Regions from separate parts of the Homo sapiens genome. Here region 1 is linked to region 2. The links are chromatin contacts, found by Hi-C or POLR2A ChIA-PET in ENCODE. All regions are on one chromosome and are shown on one strand. Each heading gives the region's core, a stretch centred on a gene start or an enhancer-like site at or near the end of the contact. The rest is flanking DNA. Distances are from core to core; before and after follow the strand shown. Region 1 overlaps TC2N (tandem C2 domains, nuclear). Region 2 holds the start of GPR68 (G protein-coupled receptor 68).

Region 1 (7,302 bases), core at 2,188-4,687, 570 kb after region 2:
AAACAGTGAAAGTTAGAAACTGAAAAAAGGAGGAAAGATGAGAAAAGGGGAAAAAGATTGAGATAGAGAAGCAGAGTGAATTTAGGAACATTGGTCAAAGAATACAAAATTAGTTTTGATAAGAGAAATAGGTTGAATAGCATTACTCCATGTGAATATAGCTAATGAAGATCTGCAGTACTCTTGAGAGATGCTAAGGCTGGATGTTTACTGTTCTCTCCACAAAAATAACTATGTCAGGTAATGCAGATGTAAGCTAGATTTAATCATTTCACAATGTATAGGCACTTCAAAACATCACATTGTATACAATAAATACATACAATTTGTTCAATTTGAAAAGTAAAGAAAAAGCATATTTAAAAAAAAGTAAAGAGTGGTAAAGGAGACAGGGTTAGAGAGGTAGGAGAACACAGGGATAAATAAAAACAGACTAGGAGAAATGGAGATGAAATTAAAAAGCTGATAAAGAAACTAAGTATCTTAAAGGAAAGTTTATTCATTATTATACTCTAATAAATACACATATAGTATAACTAAAACAATTTTTCTCTTTCACCTGATCTATCTAAATCTATGTTCAAGCAAAAGTTAAAAGAAAACATGGCACCCCATAAAAAGTGTGAGAAAACATTCACTTCCTCCAGATCAATTATTCTGGTAATTCAAAGGCCCTATAATGGGCACCAATAAACAAATAAACTGCATACTTCATGAATTATTTTAATCTTTAGAGTTATACTAATAGAAAAGTATACCTTAAGCACTACATCACATACACACAAAAAGACACCACAAATAAGATATAGAGCAAATAAAGGAAGTCTATTTTACATTTACCAGGAAATTAAATTGTATAAGAACTTCATGTCCAATTTCCTATTGTCCTTGGTCTCAGTGCCTTTGTTCTAAATGCACTGCCTTCATTTATGCCTACTTAAACTCCATACGTTTTTCACAGGAGGTTTTAAACATATGCGAAGAAGTATAACAAAACCCTAATCACTCAGATTAAAATAATTATCAACTCATGGCAAATCTTATTTCATCTCTGCCTCCCCATATACCCTGTCCTTTGGATTATTTTGAAATAAATTCTAATCATATAATTTCATCCATAAACACATAAATAATGATCTCCAAAAGATGTGGCAAAGGACTTAGGAGTTAACTTCAAGGGGCTCTCACTGGCTGAAGGTGAATCATTTCAAGTATTAATACAAACAGTATCTGTAATGAATGGTAACATATCAAACATTTCTAAAATGTTGCTCTTTTTAAACATAACCATAATAGTATTATCATGTGTAAAATAATTAATGTCATCAACTACTTGTTCACTGTTCAAATTTCCCCTATGGTCTCAATTTGTATAGTTGTTTTGTTGAAATTCAGATCAAATTTTAAATTGTTTCATCTTTTGTTATTAGAAGTAGTGCCACAGTAGCTTTGTGCACACATATTTCTCAGATATTTCTCAGTATATATCTGTAAGATAGATTCCTAGAGATAAGACTATGGGGCCAAAAGGTGTATATGTGTAATTTTGCTTGTATTGCCAAAATTCTCTCTGAAGCACACCATTTTGCATTCCCAATAGCAATATGTAAGAGTACCTTTTTCTGTTACCAACAAAATACACTGTCAAACTGATGCTTAATACCATGGACTTTTGCCAGTGTGATAGGAAAGAAATGATATACTGTGTTGTTTTAATTTATATCTCTCTTATTATAAGTGATGTTGAGCTTCTTGTCATATAAGATTAATCTGTAATTGTTTATATGAATTCTATTCACTGTCTCCTGCCGACATTTTCATAAAGCTGTTGGTCTTTTTCTTCTCCAGTTTTTGAAGCTCTTTAGATATTTGAGAGATTAACACTTTGTCCATTATACAAGTGGCAAACATCCTTCTGGTTTGTCATTTATCTTTTTACTTTGATTATGGTGTTTCTGCTATGCCAAAGTGTGTGTGTTATACAAATCATAAAATAATTTACCCATGTTTTCTTCCAGTACTTAGTACAGTATTATTTTCTATACTGACATCCTGTTATACAGTATGAGAAATGGATTCAAACTTTCCTCTTCCCAATTCGCTATCTCATTAGCACAAACACCACATATTAAAAATTCCATATTTTCTCCACTTACAGGATGCTCCCTTTAGTACACATTAAATTTCCATATGCAATTGGGTTTATTGTGTATTTTCTATTCTCTTCAATTGTTCTGTCTATTCCTGTACCAATGGTATATCATTTTAATCTTAAATTCTTATATCATGTTATAACATGTAGCAAGACAAGTCATCTTTACCCCTCTTCACTTTCTGCATTTTCTTAGCTATTCTTGCTTGTCTGTTCTCGAAAATGAACTTTATAATCTGTCTAGCCCTAGGAGGAAAAATCTGATGGTACTTTCATCAGGATCATATTAAACTTCTAAATTATTTTTTTAAAACTGACATCTCTAAGAATATTGAGTCTTCCTACACAGAACATAGTATATCTTTATATTTGTTCAAGTTTATGCTTATACCTTTAGGAGTTTTTAGAGTTCTCATAAAAATTCTGAAGATTTCTCATTAAGTGTATGCCTGTATAATTTGCTTGGCTATCATAAATGGTATCTTCTCTTCCATTACATCTTGTGACTATTTCCATTTTTAAAATGTATGCGTTTTCAAAGGCCCTGTTCAGCCCCAGCATATCAGAGTAAAATACTCCGTAACCACCCAAATCAAACGAATAGTCTCTCATCTCTAAATGTCTAGTGTCTTTAAAAAAAAAAAGTTTAACATTTTTCTTAACATTTTATGAGATCTTGTTCTGTCTCCCCTGTTAGAACATAAACTGCTCAAAAACAATATTGTACTCACTTTCTGCTTAGCACTCAGCACACTACATGATGCTGGGAATATAATTGGAACTCAGCAAATACCTAGTTGATAGATAAGGAAACAAAGTACAACTATCTCCCATAAAAACTAAGAATATATTCATCAAACCACATCTCTGACCCCAATCAGTTTGCAAATATTTAACATTAACCATGACAGGAATGTGGTAGAATTGGTTAAAAATGACTGCTACTTCAGGGGGAAAAGTCCTCAACATTGATGGCCTTGAGTCATCCAAAATGAGTTGGGGAAGATGGAGGAAGGTAGTAGAAAGAGAGAAAAGTTTATATGAATGAAATGTGAAATCTAATTAAAATGAACACCCAGTAATACACTACAGGAAAGACAGTTAAAAAACACATGGATATTTTACTTTTGTACAAAATAGAGTAACAGAGACAGATTTATCCTACCACCTGAAAAGCAAATAAAATATATGGAACAGCAATTTTCAAGACACTGGCTATCAGACAGCAAAGAACTGAGAAATAGGAACTAAATGAGGTAAGCCTTCCACCTTACTCCCTTGAGGGAGTTTCCAGGCCATGGGAAATTACCCAAGCAAAGCCGAGAAGATTTTCTGAAATGAAGAGACAAAGCTGAAAGTATGTGGAGAATAAGGCAGCGAGAGTTTGCATAACAGACTACTGTAGAATAAAGAGGTACATACAGAGAACAATGGAGATCAGCAGAGGGTCCCACTCAAGTATTCAACAGAGTACTGATCAGCACACACACAAAAAAAGGAAGCTACACAAGACTGCGGGAAAAAAACACCAGAAAAATTTACAAAAACTATACATAACTGGTATTCACCAAGGTCAGGAGTGATGCTTGTCCCCACAAATCAGACTGGAAAAGGGATCAAATTGTTTACACAAAACTTAACTGTGTCCCAAAGCAAATTTACAGAAATCCAAAAATATCCAGCATTCAAGGTAAAACTCACAATGTCTGGTATTCAATTAAAAAAAGTACCAGGTATACAAGGAAGCAAAAAAATATATAGAACCCATAATGAAGAGGAAAAAAAAATCAATCAATTAGAAACAACCTAAAATTGAGACAAGGCAGTTGAGGACACTAAAATAGTTATAGCTGGACTCAATATGTTCAAAAGGTTAAGTAGAGATATGGACGATATTAAAAAGACCCAAATCCAATTTCTAGAGATGAAAACTATAATGTCTGAGATGGAAAATATACTGGATGGGATTAATACCAGATTGGATATTGCAAAAGAAAATATTAATGAACTTGAAGGCATAGTAAGATAAACTAACTAAAATGAGACACAGAGAAAAGACTAACATCAAAATGATAAAAAGCATCTGTGACTCATGGGACAATTTCAAGTGACCCAAAATACATGTATTTGGAGTCCACAAAGAAGACTGGGGATAGGGGGGAGGGCATATTTGAAGAAATAATGGCCAAAATTTTCCAAACTTGATAACTACAAACCACAGATCTAAGAACCTCCGCCAACACTAAGGTCAGGAAACATGAAGAAAACTACACCAATGCACACCACGCCATAATAACATCATTCAAAAACAGTGATGGGAAAATCTTAAAAGCACCCAGAGAAAAAAGACATGTTATGTACATCAAAGCAAAGATTAAGAATAGCAGCATATAGTTGAGCATGGTGGTGTGTGCTTGTAATCCCAGCTACTCGGGAGGCTGAGGCATAAGAATCACTTGAATCTGGGAGGCAGAGGCTGCAATAAGCTGAGATCATGCCACTGCACTCCAGCCTGGGTGACACAGAGAGACTCTGTCTCAAAAAATTAATTAATTAATTAAAAAGGATAGTAGCATAGCTCTCAATGGAAACAAAACAAAAACAGTAGAGCAAGATCTTTAATGTACTGAAAGAAAAAAACCCATCAACCTAGAATTTGACACTCAGAGAAAATCTTTCAAAAATGTAGGTGACATAAAGACTTCTTCAGACATACAAAAGTTGAAAGAACATATTACCAACAGAGCTACACCACAAGAAGTGTTAAATGATGTCCTTCAGGCCAAAGGATAATATCTGATAGAAATATGAATCTACACAAAGGAATAAAGTGCACCATAAGTATAAATACATGATTTATTATTATTGGGATTTCTTTACAAGTTTATTAAAGCTTAGACAAAAAAATTATACTGAGACAAAAGGTTTGTAACATATGTAAAACTAAAATGTATTACATCAATAGCACAAAGGCCGGGGGAGAAATAAAAGTAAAAATGTAAATAATTATAGTATATGTGATGTGGTATCATATCATTTGAGGACTGACTGTAGAAAGTTAAAGATATATACTATAAACCCTAACACAACCACTAAAATAAGAAAACAGAGTTACAGCTTATAAGCCAACAAAGGAGATAAAATGGAATAATTTTAAAATACTCAATTAATAAAAGAAAGCAGAAAAAGAAAGGGGGAACAAAGAACAGATAGGATGAGTAGAAAACAAATAGCAAGATGATAGATTTGAACTTAATTATATCAAGAATCACAAGTGTGAATACTTTAAAATATGCCAATTAAAAGGCAGAAATTGCCAGACTGGATAAAGAAGTATGATACAAGTATATGCTGCCTACAAGAAACATTTTAAATACAAATAAGTTAAAAATAAAAGGATGGATACCCCTTGAGAACATACACCCAAAATCCTCAATGAAATACTGGCAAGCCAAATCCAGAAACGTATAAAAGATTTATGTATCATAACCAAGCAAGATTTATCCCAGGATTGCAAGATTAGTTTAACATCTGATAATCAATTCATGTAATGCATCATATTAACAGAATAAAGGACAAAAACTATAGGATAATCTCAATAGATACAAAAATTTGACAAAATCCAATATTCGTGATAAAAATACTGAGAATAGAAGAGAATCTTTCAACATAATAATAAACAGCATCTATGAAAAAATCTATAGTTAACATCACAGGAACTGGTGAAAGATTGAAAGTCTCCCTCTAAAGCCAGGAAAAAAAAAAAAGATTTCTACTCTCTCTACCTTTATTCAACACTATATTTGAGATTCTAGCTAAGCCAATTAGGCTAAAAATATTTTGTCAAAGGCATTCATCTTGGAAATCAAGAAGTAAAACACTCTTCATTCACAGACAACAAGATCTTGTAAATAAAAAAAAAAAATCTAAGAAATTCACTAACAAACTTACCAGAAGTTCACTAAGGTTGCAAGATATAAGAGAAATATACAAAAGTTAATTGCATTTCTATATACTAACCATGAACACTCCAAAAATGAAATAGAAAACAATTCCATTCATAATAACATTTTTAAAAACTTAAAATACAAATACTTTAAGAAATGAAGTACAAGACTTATACACTGCAAACCACAAGACATTACTGAAAGATATTAAAGAAGAGCTCAATACTTGTGAAGATATCCCATGTTCATGGATTGGAAGATGTAATATCATTAAAATGGTAATATTATTAATATTGCTAAGGTGGCAATACTCCCCAAATTGATCTACAGATTCAACACAATCTCTACCAAAATCCCTTCCAGCTTTTTTACAGAAATTGACAAGCTGATCCTAAAACTCATATGGGAACGTAAAGGGTGCAGAATAGCCAAAACAATCTTGGGGAAAAAAAAAGAACAAAGTGGAAAGACTAACTTCAAAATTTACTACAAAACTAGTCATCAGGACAATATAATATTAGTATAAGGACAGATAAATAAATCAATAGAATTAAATTCAGAGCCCAGAAATACACCCTTACATTTATAGTCAATTGATGTTTAACAAAGGTGCCAAGAAATTTTAAAGGGAAAGAAATAGTGTTTTCAACAAATGGTGCTAGGACACTGAATATCAATATTTATATCCACATTATATCCACATGCCCTTCCCACAAAAAAAAAAATTGGATCCCTGCCTCCCACCATATACAAAAACTAACTCAAAACTGATTATGCACCTATATGTAAGAGTTAAAACTTCAAAACTCTTAGAAGAAAACATAGGAGTAAATCTTTGTAAACTTGGGTTAGGCAGTAATTTCTTAGACACAACACCAAAAGCACACATGATCAAAGAAAAATTTGATGTACTAGATTTAATTGAAATTAAAAACTTTGTGCTTTAAAAGACACCATTAACAAAGTGAAAAGACCACTCGGAGACTGAGAGAAGATATTTGCATATCACACATCCAATAAAATATGGATTATATCCAGCATATATAAAAAACTATTACAACTTAATAATAAAAAGAAAAATAACCCAATTAAAAAATAGGCAAAAGATTTGAAAAGACACTTCTCCAAAAAAATCTACAAGTGGCCAAAAAGCACATGAAAACATGCTCAACACAGTTAGTGATTAGGAAAATGCAAATTAAA
Region 2 (7,341 bases), core at 4,188-6,687:
CAAGAGCTCCCAAGGCAGGGAAACAGAGGAAGCTGGCAGGGGAATGTGATCCAGCAGGACCTTGTGGGCACAACCAGGTCGCAGCCCTTGGGATGTCTCCCGGCTGATTCGAGGCCCCAAGAAAAAGCGATTAAACCTGAGCACTTACACCTTTTATTTGCAAAATACTTTACAGTTTACAGAGCTTTTCACTTCTGTTCTCTTGTCCAATTTTAAAAACAGCCATTTAGAGATGTGTCCATTTTAGAGATGAGAAAACCAAGGTCAGACAGATGAAGCAGCTTGAACTATCCAGTACCCTGGCTTTCACTGCACAAGTGTGTGTAGAGCATCTCGGATGTTCACAGCACCAAGCTAGACATGGAGGACCTAGAGGTCAACAAGAAATGGGCCGGGTGTGATGGCTCACGCCTGTAATCTCAGCACTAGCTGAGGCGAGAGGATCGCTTGAGCCCAGGGGTTCAAGTATCAGGGGAATCACCCCCGATAATTTAACGTAATTTCACATAGGTTCTTTTCTATTTCCCTAAGTGTTGGCCAGTCTGAGAAATAAAGGGAAAGAGTACAAAAGAGAGAAATTTTAAAGCTGGGTGTCCAGGGGAGACATCACATGTCGGCAGGTTCCATGATGCCCCTCAAGCCACAAAACCAGCAAGTTTTTATTAGTGATTTTCAAAGGGGAGGGAGTGTATGAATAGGGTGTGGGTCACAGAGATCACATGCTTTACAAGGTAATAAAATATCACAAGGCAAATGGAGGCAGGGCAAAATCACAGGACCGAGGCGAAATTAAAAATGCTAATGAAGTTTCATGTCCCACTGGGCACATATTGTCATTGATAACATCTTATCAGGAGACAGAGTTTGAGAGCAGACAACCAGTCTGATCAAAATTTATTAGGCGGGAATTTCCTCATCCTAATCAGCCTGGGAGCGCTATGGGAGACTGGGGCTTATTTCATCTCTTATCTGCAACTGTATAAGACAGACATTCCCAGAGCAGCCATTTTAGACACCTACCCCTGGGAATGCATTCTCTTTCTCAGGGCTGTTCCTTGCTGAGAAAAAGAATTCAGCGATATTTCTCCTATACACTTTTGAAAGAAGAGAAATATGGCTCTGTTCCACCCAGCTCTCAGGCAGCCAGACCTAATGGTTACCTCCCTTGTTCCCTGAACATCGCTTTATCCTGTTCTTCTTTCAAGGTGCCCAGATTTCATATTGTTTAAACACACATGCTTTACGAACAATTTGTGCAGTTAACGCAATTATCACAGGGTCCGGAGGCAACATACATCCTCAGCTTACGAAGATGATGGGATTAAGAGATTAAAGACAGGCATTGGAAATCATAAGAGTATTGATGAGGGAAGTGATAAATGTCCATGATTATCTTCACAATTTATGTTCAGAGATTGCAGTAAAGACAGGCATAAGAAATTATAAAAGTATTAATTTGGGGAACTAATAAATGTCCATGAAATCTTCACAATTTATGTTCTTCTGCCATGGCTTCAGCCGGTCCCTCCATTCAGGGTCCCTGACTTCCCGCAACATTCAAGACCAGCCTGGGCAACACAGCAAGACTCTGTCTCTACATAAAATTTAAAAATTAGCAAAGCATGGTGGTGCACACCTATAGTCCCAGCTAATCAGAAGGCTGAAGTGGGAGGATCGCTTGAGCCCAGGAGGTCAAGGCCGCAGTGAGCCATGTTCGTGCCACTGTACTCCAGCCTGGGTGACAGAGTGAGACCCCCCATCTCAAAACAAACAAAATGCAAGAAATGGCTGCCAGTCTCAAGGAACCTCCAAGCTCGAAAGACAGGAATGTCCCATGCACAAATCACTATCATGCAAGGCAGTGTATGGTGGGTGCAGTGGGCCTCTCTGCCACACACATTAAACACTGGTTTGCCCTTTTTATTCCCTGTGCACTCCCTGTGGGATGGCTGCTTCTCCGTGGTTTCAACCCCATCTACACTCTGATGACTCCCAGGTCTTTCCCAGGATGAAGGCATAACCAGCTTCCTGCCACTCACAGGACACGCTCAGTGAGGCCCACGCTGGGTCCATCATTTTCTCCACTGCCCTGTTCTTGGAAGGGGCCTCCTCACCTGCCCAATCATTCATGTCAATGGCTGGCCTTCAGCTTTCACCCACATCTTCATCCACAGCGTCCAGTTAATTTCCAAGTTCTACCATTTTCAACTCTAAGTATTTCCTACATCCATCTCCTCCTCTTCAGCTCTCTTGCCAGCACCCTAGATGGGCTTGGTCAAGAGCTCCTTCCCAGAGTCAGTGCAACAGCCTCCTCCTGGGCTGCTTCCTGTCTCCATCTTACTATCCTCAAAGCCATCCTCTAAACAGAAATCTAACCCAGTCACACCCTGCTGCAAATGCTTCCATGGTTCTCCAATCATCCACCCATCCATCCATCTGTTCATCCATCCATTCAAACATCCATCATCCATTCATCCATCCGTCCACCCAAGTATTCATTCATACAGCAAATACTCACCGAGTGTCTATTATATGGAAGGCACAACACTAGACACTGGCCCCTAGTAACAAGTGGTTTTTAGTCCTAAGGCGGAGGAGAGAAGATAAGTGAAACAAGCTCACAAAGAGAGCGCAGGGTTTTGTGAGGATTCACGGGTGGGGGCCTCACCCTGTCAGGAAAGGCCTTCCTGAGCATCGGCAGTTACAGTAAGATCAGAAGAAAGAGGAAGTGCTGCCGAAGCAGAGGAGAGTTTCTACCTGTGGAAAATGTGTGGAAACAGACGAAATGCAAGAGGAAGAGAAGGGGCAGCTCTGCGGAACTGAAAGTAGGTTGGTGTGACTGGATCTAAATAAGAGGTAGGCAGGGCGAGAGAGGAAACAGTGTGAAGCTGTAGAACTGGCAAGTAATTACAAGGGAGGTGGGGAACAACCAGGGGCAAATTGGAGATTTTTCTTGGTGCCTGGTCCTTATAGCCTCCCCAGAATTATTTGTTGGATGGATGGTGGAGAGGTGGGAGGGTGAATGAGTAAATGGAGGGATAGGGGTAGCCAGATAGATGGATGACTGGATGGCTGGATAGATGGATATATGGGCAGCTGGAGAGGTGAGTGGATAGATGGGTGGGTGGATGGATAAGTGGATGGGTGAATGTGTAAATGGATGCATGGGTGAGGGGTAGAGGGATAGAGGGATGAGTGAATGGGTGGACAGACGGACGTATGGGTGGGTGGATAGGTGAGCTGATGGAAGGGTGGGTGGGTGGGTGGGTGGGTGGCTAAGTGGATGGGTGAATGTGTAAATGGATGCACAGGTGAGGGGAAGATGGATAGATGGATGAGGGAATGGGTGGCAGATGGATTATGGGTGGGTGGATAGGTGAGTAGGTGAGTAGGTGAGTGAGTGGATAGGTAAGTGGTGGGGGGTTGAGGCTGGGTGCTGGGACAGTGAGGATATCATTAATAGAAACAGGAAAGTGAGGAGGAGGAATCACCGTGGTCCCCTCTCTGCTCAGCCTGCCTGAGCTGGTCTGAGGGTCCTGATTTTTCACCAGTGCCTTCCCTTCTACTGTTCCCTGAGGACAGGCACCCCCAGATGGAAACTCTGACTTGCCCTCTACCTCATCTCCACAGGAACCTTCCTCCTCAAAAATCAAAGAACACAGTGGATGCGAAAATATTCCATAAATGGAAAAACGTAGATGTAGAGAAGAACTAAGCCACATCTGTCGAGGGCCCTGCACTTGCCAGGCAAGTTTCTGAATGTCTGTTCTCTCTTTCAACACCACTCTCATCAGCTCCCACTTTACAGATAAAGAAACTGAGGCTCAGAGAGATGAACCAACCTGCTGAAGTCTCTGCAGTTGAGATGCGGCAGGCCAGGTCTGGAACTCGGACTGGTCCATACTTTCCTTCATGCTGTGCTGACTATCATGATCATCCCAGAACCACCACCCTCAAGCCCCCAGCTCAGCCAAGCTCCAGTCCTCACAGATGCTGCAGCAATGGCCACCAGGCTTGGTCCTGGCCTGGCCCCTTCACCTGGACTATGCTTTAGCAGGTCAACCATGTTTTCAACGCCCACTGAGGAAAACCAGCCACGTGGCCAGTCCGTAGTTTGGGAAGGCATTGGAGAAAAGAATCAAAATAACACTTTATTACCCAGCTAAAAAATTGAGAAAAACTATAGAGTGACTCAACGCCTGAAAGCAAATCTTTAGCAAATGCAAATCAGCATAGAGGTCTCTGAGGACTTTAATGACCAAGAGAAATTAAGCTCCCAACAGGAAGGAAAGGCCTCTCTGACTAAGCTAGGAGTCTCTTGCATGTCCCAAGTCAGAAGGCGGAGGTGCCTAAATGCTGGATTCCAGCTGGCACATAAATAGTGATCTAACTCGCCCCCCCTTTCGTGCAGCACACACCGGCACGCACACAGACAGTTACTCATGGTGCCAGGGCTGCTCACGGAACCCCAAACCCACAAGAGCTGGGGAGTTTCCCCAGGGCCCAGCTTCCTTTTCCTTCAGTTGGCCAAACCTCTGCATGCTTTAAGCAAGGCTGTTTCATTTTCTGAAAGTGCTTTATTTTTCCCTCTGAGGAGAGGGGAAACATCAGGATGCATTTTTCCTTAGTCCCCATTTTCCCCCCAGATCGCCTCACTCCAGCAACAACGTGGACCATAGCATCTCACTTCTAGAACCCTTGTCACTGTTTCAAAGGTCAGTCCCATCTGGGCCCACGAAGTCCCTGTGAGTCAGGTGGGCTGGCATTGCTAAGCCATTTCTCAGAACCTGAAGCCCAGAGAGGCTAATGCAGGGAGGCTCAAACTCACACAGTCAGTTGGGGTGGATCTGAATCCAGAACCCACGTGTCTAGGCACCAACTTGCTGCCTTTGAGCTTTTTGGATCACAAGCAATAGCAAGAAATACACCTGACATCGCGACCCAGAACACAGACACACACACACACACACACACACACACACACACACACATCTGTACAAAGCAACAAACTTCCCCAAAGCAATACTTACCCTACTTCTTGCCACGCACTCTGATCATTTCTATTCTATTTCAATTTTTTAAATGCAGGTCATGAGCTATGAAGTTGATTTACTGACCCATGAATGGGTCACAACCCGCAGTTTGGAAACAGCTGGATGGACCCCCACCTGTGCTTTCCAGCTTCTCCTAGAGCCTCAGGGCCCCAGGAAGGCAGTGTGGTCTCTGCAACCAGGTGAGGAGCAGGCAGCTGCTGAAATCAGGATGGAGGGAGTCCTCTGAGGGGGGACTCTGAAACGAGTCCTCTCTGACTCTGCCTGCCCCAGCTAGGCTCTGCCTTCAAACCTCAAACAGCTGGGCTTCCTGCAGAGGCTCTGCAGGAGCCTGGGCACCCTTGCAGCCACGATCCCAGCTCTCCCTCCAGCGACTTCCCGCAGCCTGAACCTCCCAGCTCCGGCTAGAAAATCCCCAGCTGGAGGCTGCCCATTCCCGAGCTGAGGCAGAATCATGTGAACTCCAATCTGGTGTCAGGCTGGGCGGTTGCCGAGGAACCACTCGCCAGCCAGAGGCTGAGGGCGGCGGAATGGCTCTCTCCACGCATCTTCCTCTGCTCTCCATGCAACCCAGAGTCAGTGAGCAGCCTCGCTGGGAATGTGAAAGCCTGAGCTAGGGGCAGGTGCCCTCAGGACTGTGGTGGGGGGATACAGGAGGAGGGGGTGGGCTAATTCTAGCCACCTTTCAGCACCTACAGGATACCGGGATCCAGGCAAGGGTGGGGGAAGCCGCCAACATCTGGGTCACTGGGGCTCAACCCTGGCCATGTGCATGAGAACATACCTGGGAGCCTACAAAAAAAATACCAATGCCCGGGCCCCACCCGGGGCTGGTTAAATCATGTTTCCTGGAAGTGACGTGCCAGCATCAGTGGCTCTAAAGCTCCCTGGACTGTTCTAAAGTGCAGTGAAGGTGGGCAGCCACGGATGTGGTGAAGCAGGTAGGATCCTGTTTGGCAGAGCAGCAGAGCGAAGGCAGTGGAGCTAAGGCTCTGGGCATCAGTAAGGATAGGGCGGGCATCAATGTTTTCAACTGTGTCGGTCCCCAGAGAAGGAATCAAGCCCAGGGCTCTGGCCCCGGGGGCCCTTCTGGCTCTCAGGAGCACTTACTAAACTCCCTCCCTCACACACATAACACGGAGGATGGAAAGGCCCAGCATTTTGGCGTAACCACCTCCCTCCAAGGCAGACTCCTTGGAAGCTGATTATAAGCTACGTTGCCAGAGCCAGGAAGCCAACAGATACGGTGCATGGGGCCACTGGGGGTGCGAGTCCTTCCTGCTGGAAGTGGCCAGAGCCCTGTGCTTGGTCCCTGCTCTGGGGACCAACACAGTTTAAAACACTGATGCCCATCTTATTCATGCCAAGAGCCTTGGCTCCACTGCCCTCACTCTGTTGGTAGGGGGTCTAAGGAAATCCCCTTCAGTGGGGCCTGGGCCCTCCAAGCAAATGCTACCACATAGCAGGCCTTTTAAAAACTATTTCCGGCCAGGTGCGGTGGCTCACGCCTGGAATCCTAGCACTTTGGGAAGCCGAGGCGGGTGGATCACCTGAGGTCAGGAGTTGGAGACCGGCCTGGTCAACATGGTGAAACCCCATCTCTATTAAAAATACAAAAATTTGCTGGGGGTGGTGGCGCATGCCTGTAATCCTAGCTACTCGGGAAGCTGAGGCAGGAGAATCACTTGAACCTGGGAGGCAGAGGTTGCGGTGAGCTGAGATCATGCCATTGCACTCCAGACTGGGCGACAAAAGCGAAACTCCGTCTCAAAAAAAAAAAAGTTTCCTACGTCAGTTGCTTCTTGCAGGCCTTATGTTACGAGCAAAGGCTTCAGCTTGTTGTGGTGCAGTAGCGTGCATTTAGACACACGTGCTACTTCTGAGTTGCGGAAGTGTGGCTGGCTTTCCCTGATGTCATATAGGAGGACGCGGGGTTAGGAGCACAGAACTGACTTAGCAGTGACTGCCTGGCTTACCCCTAGGACACAACCTGCCAGAGAGAGCACCTCTGGCCCTCTACGGGGTGGCCTGTCCTAACAGGGTGTGCACACACCGGCCGTCTACACCATCATCGTCTATACCTGCAGGAACCACTAATGGCATGGTGTCCCCTCCCGCCTCCAGCCCTGCCAGGGGCTGGCAAGCTGCCCCAGCCCCTCTGCTGGCAGCATGTGCCCTACTGCACCTGGAGTAAGGACCATGCCTTTGGGATGAAGGAGGGGTGAAACTTTCTTTGGTTTTACTCAAATTGGCTGAGCCCAGGTCTTTGTGAAATGCTAGCTCAGTAAGA

The links. A loop is a pair of places that touch in the nucleus more often than their neighbours do. ChIA-PET counts read pairs that join two places held with the same protein, here RNA polymerase II (POLR2A).
Region 1: a map of B cell shows a loop between it and region 2 (9-fold over the local background). The contact joins the enhancer-like site here to the promoter of GPR68 in region 2. A Hi-C loop is called at or near these places in 1 of 168 maps with a recorded cell type or tissue (B cell). POLR2A ChIA-PET finds 5 or more read pairs at or near these places in 1 of 52 experiments (CD8-positive, alpha-beta memory T cell).

Annotation. Positions count from the first base shown.
Region 1 is chr14:91,814,639-91,821,940 of GRCh38, forward strand. The region is part of intron 1 of TC2N (tandem C2 domains, nuclear); the gene reads right to left. Among named protein-coding and RNA genes, the nearest start is that of TC2N, 49 kb to the right of the region's middle. Within about 2 kb of position 3,438, at least 2 of the 41 ENCODE cell types and tissues checked have a DNase peak (open chromatin) inside an H3K27ac peak, as active enhancers do; they include B cell, where a contact is called at or near this core.
Region 2 is chr14:91,239,267-91,246,607 of GRCh38, forward strand. It overlaps GPR68 (G protein-coupled receptor 68), which reads right to left and starts at 5,438. Exons shown (of 2, transcript NM_001177676.2): 1 at 5,031-5,438. RefSeq lists enhancers at 3,966-4,075, 5,135-5,636, 5,156-5,205.